Linked DNA regions of Homo sapiens: region 2 is linked to region 1. A link is an interaction called in ENCODE POLR2A ChIA-PET data of the cell type or tissue named here. Cell type or tissue: GM12878. All regions are shown on one strand.

Evidence for each region. Peaks named below come from ENCODE experiments on the same cell type or tissue, not always from the same donor. Only the 100,000 strongest peaks of a DNase experiment are listed, where the experiment ranks them.
Region 2: POLR2A ChIA-PET joins it to region 1 with 9 read pairs; 2 of 35 experiments call an interaction of 5 or more read pairs at or near these places.

Annotation. Positions count from the first base shown.
Region 1 is chr16:36,414-41,413 of GRCh38, forward strand. It overlaps the pseudogene IL9RP3. Among named protein-coding and RNA genes, the nearest start is that of POLR3K, 15 kb to the right of the region's middle. RefSeq lists enhancers at 2,227-2,774, 2,775-3,321. In GM12878, no CTCF peak of the experiment used is centred here; a DNase peak (open chromatin) is centred at 2,628; H3K27ac peaks cover 1,263 bases.
Region 2 is chr16:334,349-339,348 of GRCh38, forward strand. All of the region lies in intron 2 of AXIN1 (axin 1), which reads right to left. Among named protein-coding and RNA genes, the nearest start is that of AXIN1, 16 kb to the right of the region's middle. RefSeq lists an enhancer at 1,881-2,175. In GM12878, no CTCF peak of the experiment used is centred here; no DNase peak of the experiment used is centred here.

The DNA.
Region 1 (5,000 bases):
GGTGCAGACGCAGGTGCAGGCCAGGAGCCAGGTGCCCATGTCTTGCCTCAGGGCCTCACTCTCCAAGGTCCAGCCTGCAAGGGGCTGGGCTGAGGGCCTGTGCGAGCCATCCCTCTCTGGAGGGGTGCTCCCCATGAATTGCTCCCCAGCGGAGTGCTCAGCGGGTCTCCATCTGCACTCACACAGTGTCCTGTGAAAGACGCTGGGCACCACTGCCCAGGGTTTACTGATAAGGAACTGAAGCTCAGAAAGGCCGATTGACCCAGCTGCAGACTCGTGGCTGCAGGGTGTCAGATGCACCCTCAAACTTTGATCCGGACTCTGACTTAGCCAGGTCTCCACGTCCACCAAGAAGGCTCCTCTCTAGGACGGGCACCCTCTGCCAGCCCATGCCCTGTCCCTGGGCCCAGGCCCCATTCTGCAGGAGGGGTCAGGATTGGGGGAACCAGTCACTCCTTACAACCACCACAGGTGCATTTTCAATGAAAATTCTCACAACAGCGCTGTAAGGAAGAAGCACTGTCCCCGTTCACAGGCTGAGTCCCAAGGAGTGAAGCAGGGAAAATGACTTGCCCAGGGTCACACAGATGGCCTCTATGCATTCTTTTTTTCTTCTCTCTCTCTTTCTTTTTTTCTTCTCTGTCTCTCTCTTTTTTTTTTTTTTTTTTGAGACGGAGCTCCCTCTGTTGCCCAGGCTGGAGGCTGGAGTGCAGTGGCGTGATCTCGGCTCACTGCAACCTCCGACTCCTGGGTTCAGGTGATTCTTCTGCCTCAGCCTCTCAAGTAGTTGGGATTACAGGTGCACACTGCCACCCAGTTAATTTTTTTTGTATTTTTAGTAGAGACGGTTTCACCGTGTTGGCCAGGCTGGTCTCAAACCCGTGACCTCAAGTGATCCACCAGCCTCGGCCTCCCAAAGTCCTGGGATTACAGGAGTGAGCCACCATGCCTAGCCTCTATGCCTTCTCTCTCCCTTTTGTCTTAAATAAAGACCCATCCCAGGATTCTGCCCCAGGAAGGTGGACGAAAGTGGCAGTGGGGTATCGATGCAACAGACAGCACTTCCAGAGCTCTGTTGTACCCCTGTTCCAAGATGCCTCCAAGCGAGAGTACACCAGAAGGGCAAAGCCCTCTATGCTGGAGTGTTAGGCCTGAGCCCCAAGATTCCTGGGGTAGCCAGAGGCTGGCTGGAGATGAGGGGCTGGGTGTCAGGAAGCTCTTGAGTGTGGGAAGGCTACTGACGCCCTATCACCCTATTTGCAGCTCCAGATGATACACCAATAGCTTCTAAGCAGGAAGCAGGGCCAGCCTGGTTACACAAGACTGACTAGTGTTAAGGAGGAGAACAAAAACAGACATACACACAGACTACAGCATGCACGCCTTGTTTTTTCTTTTTTTTTGAGACAGAGGCTAGAGTGCAGTGGCACGATCTCGGCTCACTGCAAACTCTGCCTCCTGGGTTCCAGTGATTCTCCTGCCTCAGCCTCCTGAGTAGCTGGGATTACAGGTGCGCACCACCACTCCCAGCTAATTTTTGTATTTTTAGTAGAGACAGGGTTTCACCATGTTGGTCAGGCTGGTCTTGAACTCCTGACCTCATGATCCGCCCGCCTCAGTCTCCCACAGTGCTGGGATTACAGGCATGAGCCACCATGCCTGGCCCAGCATGCATGCTCTTAAGGAACTCACACACTCTCAACAGGCAGTAGGCACTACTCTAACCCCACTCCTGCAGCCTACCCAGGTACCCACAGGACAGTCCCCTGTTAAGACTGATGATCGGGAAGACTCACCCTTCCCTAGAATGGAGCGTGCAGTCTGGCACCACCGGCCACAACATGAAACACCGTGGCAAGTTCTCTGCAGCAACGTCTGTCCCTTCTTGCAGCAGCTACTGGAAAGGTGGGAATGGGGAAGACAGTCAGCCTGCTCTTGGGATATCTGAGGGCGGGGTTGGAGTGACCACCAGGACCTGGGGAAGCACAGGCACAACAGCCACAGCTGAGAGCTGACCCAGGCCCCAGGATGGCCGACCGCTGCCCCAGCAGTGGAGAAACACCCACGTCGGTGTAGAATCAGGCCAGGCCAGCCACAGGCTAACCCAGGAGCAGACGGCTTGAGAGCAGGGAGTGGGGCGGCTCCAAGCTCAGCAGTCCTCATTTCTAGAAAGGGAGAGGGGATGGTAGGGCAAGACCCACATGTGACACCTGAGAGCTACAAAGGAGGAGCCCAGGACACTCCCTAGGGGAGCATTAGAGTGTTGGGTATAGCGACAAGGGGGTATGGCCATCTGAGGGGAAGGTCTCTGCTTTTCCTCTGCACTGAAAACTCACAGCTGCACCTGGTAAGCTGAGCAGGGCAGGGTTACCACCCTCCTACAGATAAGGAGACTGAGGCTCAGAGACCTAGGACCTGCCCAATACCTGGCTCCTGACACCTCTGTTCTTGGCACATTCCCATCAGCTTCTACACAAGCCTGTGAACTTCCCGAGGGCAGTGCCTGCGAGGCACCACTCAGCACATGCCCCAGCAGAAGGCACCACAGTGCTTTACAAATAGGGTGGAGCTACAGGCAGATCTACCTTCCCCCATCCTTGACCACAGGACCAGGAAGTCAGGGCAGGTGCACACACCCCCACCCACATGCTCCGTGCTCCTCTGTGTCACCAGGGAGGCCTCACCACAGCTCAGACACCAGGTCACAGGACAGTTGTGAGAGCAAGAGGGGAAGCCAGTGTCTGCCACCTGGGAAAGAGCTGCCCCGACACCCCCAGTCCTGCTAGGGAGCCTGGCTGACATCACTGCCCAGGACACCCTCTCCTGCACTGGGTCTGTGGACATAGCCTCCAGCCCATGGTCACTCTGGGCCCTTCTTAGAGCCTCACCTGTTCCATGGCCTCAGCATCAAGGCCTGGCCCAGATGACCACTGGGCCTCACGGCCTGCCTGCCCTGGTTCCCTGGGCCACTGTGAAGCTGTGCGCTGCCCTGCAGCTAGACCCCTCCCTCAGACCACAGGCTCTGCCACACCCACGGGAGGGTCTTCAGGCAAGCTCAGCCATTCACCCTCCCTTAGCTGGGCAGGGTGGCCCACGCCTATAGTCCCAGCTCCTTGGGAGGCTGAGGTGGGAGGATCTCCTGAGCCCGGCAATTTCAGGTTGTGGTGAGTCGTTATTGCGCCACTTTACTCCAACCTAGGTGACAGTGAAACCCTGTCTCAAAAAAAAAAAAAAACAACTGCAGCAAGAATATTCCCAAAGATGAGACACTAATGCAGCAAAAAAGGAAGTGTAAATATGTGTTAAAACTGGCGGCGGTAAAAGCATGTGTGGGGCAGGAAAAAGCTTAGGTGGACAAATGTACGAAGCTTATGAAAACATAAAGTGCTTAAAGTGTATGGTTTTCACTCCATCATCATTATTATTATTATTATTATTATCATTATTATTATTGAGACGGAGTCTCACTCTGTCACCCAGGCTGGAGTGCAATGACACGATCTCAGCTCACTGCAACCTCTGCCTTCCAGGTTCCAGTGATTCTCCTACCTCAGCCTCCAGAATAGCTGGGATTACAAGCTGTGCCACCATGCCCAGCATGAGCCACTGCACCCAGATTAATTTTTGTATTTTTAGTAAAGATGAGGTTTCGCCGTGTTCGCCAGGCTGGTCTCGAACCCCTGACCTGAGGTGATCCGCCAACCTCAGCCTCAAAGTGCTAGGATTACAGGCGTGAGCCACTGTGCCTGACTTCACTGCATTATTCAACAGCAAGAACTCTGTGGGAAATATCTGAATCCATTATCAGTGGTGAATCTATTGACTCTATCAGTGGTGTCAATGGTATACTTCATTTGCTCTCCTGGATGTAACCAGCATTCACAGATGCACATTTGCAATTGATTTCAATGACAGGGAACACTAACTTTGAACCCCAATGAAGCAAAATGGCATCCACTCTTCTCAGTAATAGACCCACATTACAAAAATTAAACTCAATTATTATGTTTTGAATTTTGTCTATAATCACATTCTGAGGTTAAATTCAAAAAAATTAAATAAAAAGTATAAAATAAAAAAAATTGCCTATAAAAAACATATGGAAGTTACCAGCCTGGGCAACATGGCAAAGCCCTGTCTCTACAAAAAAATATATATAAAAATTAGGCCAGACGCAGTGGCTCATGCCTTTAACCCTAGCACTTTGGGAGGCTGAGGTGGGCGGATCACTTGAAGTCAGGAGTTCAAGCCCCGCTTGACCAGTATGGAGAAACCCCGTCTCTACTAAACATACAAAATAAGCCAGGCATGGTAGCACATGCCTGGAATCCCAGCTACTCAGGAGGCTGAGGCAGGAGAATAGCTTGAACCCGGGAGGCAGAGGTTGCAGTGAGCCGAGATCATGACATTGCACTCCACCCTGGGCAACAAGAGCAAAACTCCATCTCAAAAATAATAATAATAATAAATAATAATAATAATAATAATAACAACAAGCTGGGCATGGTGCGCACCTGTAGTTCCAGCCACTCGGGAGGCTGAGGTGGGAGGATCGCTTGAGCCCAGGAGGTCCAGGCTGCAGTGAGCTGGGATTGCGTTGGAACAGGAATTAAAAGAAATTAAAGAATGTGTAAGCAGAAACTCAGTTGTATGTAAGAAAACCCAGTTCCCCTGAGAAAGAGAAAGAGCTGGAGTCCTTTAAAAATTGACTGCCTGTTTTTCCGTGGCTAGTGAGCCTTATCTCTCCTCCTTTCCCAGGCATCGTGAAGACCCTGCTTCTCTAGCCGTGCAGCTGCAAGGTCACTAGACAGATAAACTCAAGTCGCAAAACATGTTTTTCTTTGAAAAGTGAGAAATGATGTAATGCATGTCTCAATTAATTAAATAACTACCTTCGTTTCTCACTTCTGTAATATGCTTCTCCCTGCACAGATCTCCCACCACCCCACAAAATACTTAAAAGGTAACTCTTTGCTCAGGGCTCAGTCCTTTGGATGTTA
Region 2 (5,000 bases), 300 kb after region 1:
CCACAACACACCAATAACACAGCACCCAGTACCACAGCATGCCAATAACCCAGCACCCAGTACCATGGCATGCTAATTACACAGCACCCAATACCACGGCATGCCAATAATGCAGCACCCAGTACCACGGCAAGCTAATTACACAGCACCCAGTACCACAACACACCAATAACACAGCACCCAGTACCACAGCATGCCAATAACACAGCACCCAGTACCATGGCACACTAATTACACAGCACCCAGTACCATGGCACACTGATAACACAGCACCCAGTAGCACAGCACGCCAATAATGCAGCACCCAGTACCATGGCATGCTAATTACACAGCACCCAATACCACAGCACACCAATAACATAGCACCCAGTACCACAGCATGCCAATAACACAGCACCTAGTACCACAACACACTAATATCACAGCACCCAGTGCCACAGCATGCCAATAACACAGCACCCAGCACCATGGCATGCCAAAAGCAAACCATCCAGTACCATGACACGCTAATTACACAGCACCCAGTACCATGGCACACTAATTACACACCACTCACTAGAGAGAAACACTCTGAGGCAGAAATAGAAAATCTTTATTTTTATGAGATATTTAATTTTTTTCTGCTTCTTTTAAAAGGAGTTTCACTTTACCCAAATGAACCAAACGCAACCAACTCATGAGAATCTACAAAACACTCCCATTGGCGTATAGAATGCACAGCAGTAAGTGGACACATAACAAAGCCAAAATAAAAACGGCCTGGACTGCTTTTATTTGTAAACTTTTTTGTTCACCATGGAAATGCTTTATCTTTGTGGTATCTCCAACATAACTCCACACTGCACCACGAAGCTATAAATTCCAAAGCTAATGGAATTTCCAAGCAAAGGTGCAAGCCTGACACTGCATGAGGGGCCCTCACGCCAGTGCCTCTACTTACGTCACCCTCAGATCTCCACACAGGCACACCTCGGCCACTAGTCTGTACCAGGACACACTAATAACACAGCACACAGTACCACAGCATGCCAATAATGCAGCACCCAGTATCATGGCACGCTAATTACACAGCACCCAGTACCACGGCACACTAATTACACAGCACCCAGTACCACAGCACACCAATAACATAGCACTCAGTACCACAGCACGCCAATAACACAGCACCCAGTACCACGGCACACCAATAACATAGCACCCAGTACCACTGCATGCCAATAACACAGCACCCAGTACCATGGCACCCAATAACACAACACCCAGTACCATGGCACCCAATAACAGCACCCAGTACCACTGCGCCCAGTTACACAGCATGCCAGTACCACACACACCAGCTCCAAGGCACCCAGTACCACAGGATGCCTAAAGAGTAACTGTTTCAACCAGAGTGGGAATATGGAAGACTTCAGGACACATGTCTTCCAGAGAAAAAATACTTTATCCAAGAGGTTTTACAGTGAGGAGAAGAATATTCACAAGCACTCTATTGAGCTGAAGAATATGGGAAGATTTAAGTTGGAAAGTAAAATATTTAATCAAATGAAAAAAACGGCCATTATTAACTCAAAAACAAACACACAAAATTGTACAGGAAAGAAAATGGCCAGGCGTGGTGGCTCACGCCTATAATCCTAGCACTTTGGGAGGCCAAGGCAGGGGGATCACTTGAGGTCAGGAGTTCGAGACCAGCCTGGCCAACATGGTAAAACCTGGTCTCTGCTAAAAATACAAAAATTAGCTGGGTGTGGTGATGCACGCCTGTAATCCCAGCTACTCGGGAGGCCGAGGCAGAAGAATTTCTTGAACCCAGGAGGCGGAGGTTGCAGTAAGCCAAGATGGTGCCATTGCACTCCAGCCTGGGATACAAGAGCAAAACTCCGTCTCAAAAAAGAAAATGATTGACCCACTTGGCTCAGAAGTGAAAGCACCATGCCCTGGTGCATGAACACCTCAGGGTAGGGGTGAGACAGGAGAGCAGCAGAGCTCTCAAAGAGCCAGTGGACACAAGATAGCAGTGAGCACGTTACTCAGAAAAGGCACTAAGGACCGAACCGTGTCGCCCAATTAATATGTGTCAGCCCTGACCATCACGTGGCTGTGCTTGAAGTAAGGAAGTGTTATTGTTAGATGAGAACGCAAACGTGGGGCCCTGACCCAAGAGGGCTGGTTCCCTAAAAGAACAGACACCAGCTGGGCGCGGTGCCTCACACCTGTAATCCCAGCACTTTGGGAGGCCAATGCGGGCAGATCACGAGGTCAGTCCAAGACCAGTCTGGCCAATATGGTGGAACCTCATCTCTACTAAAAATACAAAAATTAGCCAGGTGTGGTGGCGCATGTCTGTAATCCCAGCTACTCAGGAAGCTGAGGCAGGAGAATCATTTGAACCCAGGAGGCGGAGGTTGCAGTGAGCTGAGGTTGCACCACTGCACTCCAGTCTGGGCAACAGAGCAAGACTCCGCCTCAAAAAAAAAAAAAAAAAACAAAACATAAATACAAGAACTTAACCAGGTGTGGGCCAGGCACAGTGGCTCACGCCTGTAATCCCAGCACTTTGGAAGGCCGAGGCTGGTGGATCACAACGTCAGGAGATGGAGACCATGATGGCTAACACGGTGAAACCCCGTCTCTACTAAAAACACAAAAAAATTAGCCGGGCATGGTGGCAGGCGCCTGTAATCCCAGATACTGGGGAGGCTGAGGGAGGAGGAGCTCTTGAGCCTGGGAGGGAGAGGTTGCAGTGAGCTGAGATCACACCACTGCACTCCAGCCTGGGTGACAGAGCAAGACCCCGTCTCAAAAAAAAAAAAAAAAAAAAAAAAAAAAGACACATTTACGTGTATCCTTTTTAAAGAAAAAATGTGCTTTTGAATAGCTGCATATTTTAAAGCTTTTATTCTTTTAATAATATACTTTCTAATTATAAACATGCTGTTATAGGAATTTGGAAAATACAGAAAAACAAAGAAAAAAATTAAAAGCCCACATATCCAACTGTATGAATGCCACTGGGCATTCAAGTCATCCTATTTGCTGGAATATTACAAGCAGCACTCCTTAGGGTTATTTTAAATGTTTGTTTAGGAGCAGACACCAATCCCATAGACTACAGGTGAGCTAGTAAAGATCCAGAGTGGGTCAAAACCAAAAAAAAAAAAAAAAAAAAGCACTGGAGCAACCTCAAAGGAGGCAGGAGGGTGAGTGCCATGAGCAGGGCACAGGACCAAGCAGCCCACTGCAGCTCACAGTGAGGACAGCGCCTGCCAGGACACCCGGACGCCCAGCTACCCGGCCACCTGGCCACCTAGCCAGCTGAGCCAAGAGCTGAGCCCATTTGCCAGCAGATGCTTCAACGGATCACAAAGGAAGCCCGTGGGCCGAGGCTGCAATCCACACAAGCCAGCGTTCAACTCCGGACAGGGCCCAGGGTCCTTGCTGGAGGAGAAGGGGCATGGAATCTGGGCCCTATGGGCACTCAGCCGGGCGTGCGGCCTCTGGGGGCCCCCTGGACGCCACAGCAGTATGGCAGAGCTGTGTGTGTTTTCACAGAGCCCTGTGACCAGTCTCCATCTCTCAGGGAGTGGAGAGACCGAACACCTTCTGGAGCTAATGGGTTCTGAGAGAACCCTGAGTGGTTATTCTCACAGATGTGACACGGGGAAAAACTGAGGTGAAGCTGCTTCCCTCCACACGCACAAGTAGGCAGCGGAGGGGCCCAAGAAAGAGCCAACAGGCGGCCCTCTCTCCCTGACAGCCACCATAGCCCAGCCTGGCCCCCACCTCCGATAACTGCAGGGTACGCTGCTACAAATGACGTCTGCGTTTGACAAGGATGAGCAGAACCGGAGCGTGTGCGTCAATTCAAATCTGTGACACTGGCGCAAAATGTGAGAATGGGCTGGGGTGCCAGGCGGCCAGTCACGGCTAGGGCACAGTTCCAAGAAGGGCCACAGGGGCCCGCAGGGACACTTACCCCAAGCCCTCCAGAAACAGCTGCTGCAGGTCAGCACCAGCACCAGGGCCAGGCACACAGTCTCATCGGCACGTCTGCCACTGGCTGTCTGCAAAGTGCTTCCCTTTCACAACCCACCCACACAGCTCAGGACTGAGGTCCGCCCAGGCAAAGGGGCCTCTCGGTTCCAGAATCCTTTGGCCTGACAGGCAACTACAGATACTTTCGTGGACTCTGCTGAAACCTGTCTGAGACTATGGAGCTTTACGTGGCTAAGGAAGAGAAAAAATATGTTTGGAGTCCTTGCCCACTGACAGGTGCATAAAAATACAAGATGGACTGGGCACAGTGGCTCACGCCTATAATTCCAGCACTTTGGGAGGCCAAGGTGGGCGGACCACTTAAGGTCAAGATTTCGAGACCAGCCTGGCCAACATGGCGAAACCTTGTCTCTACTAAAAATACATAAAGTAGCCAGGAGTGGGGGCATGCACCTGTAATCCCAGCTACTCGGGAGGCTGAGACTAGAGAATCACTTGAACCTGAGAGGCAGAGGTTGCAGTGAGCTGAGATCGCGCCATTGCACTCCAGCCTGGGTGACAAGAGCGAAACTCCATCTTGGGGAAAAAAAAAAAAAGTGGGATGCAAGCTGGTGCTGTGGGGACAGAGTCCAGCAGAGCACCAGCAGAGTCCAGCAGAGTCTGGGATTACAGGCATGAGCCACCGTGCCTGGCCAGGAATCATTTTTAAAGTTTTCCTTGGACATCCACAAACAAAAAAAATTTCCCTTTGGGCAGGGTGTGGTGGTTCACACCTGCAACCCCTGCACTTTGGGAGGCCGAGACGGGCAGATCACTTGAGGTCAGGAGTTCAAAACCAGCCAGCCTGGTCTCAAAAAAAAAAAAAAAAAAAAAAAAAGGCCGGGCGTGGTGGCTCACACCTGTAATCCCAGCACTTTGGGAGGCTGAGGTAGGCGGATCACAAGGTCAGGAGATCGAGACCATCCTGGCTAACAAGGTGAAACCCCGTCTCTACTAAAAATACA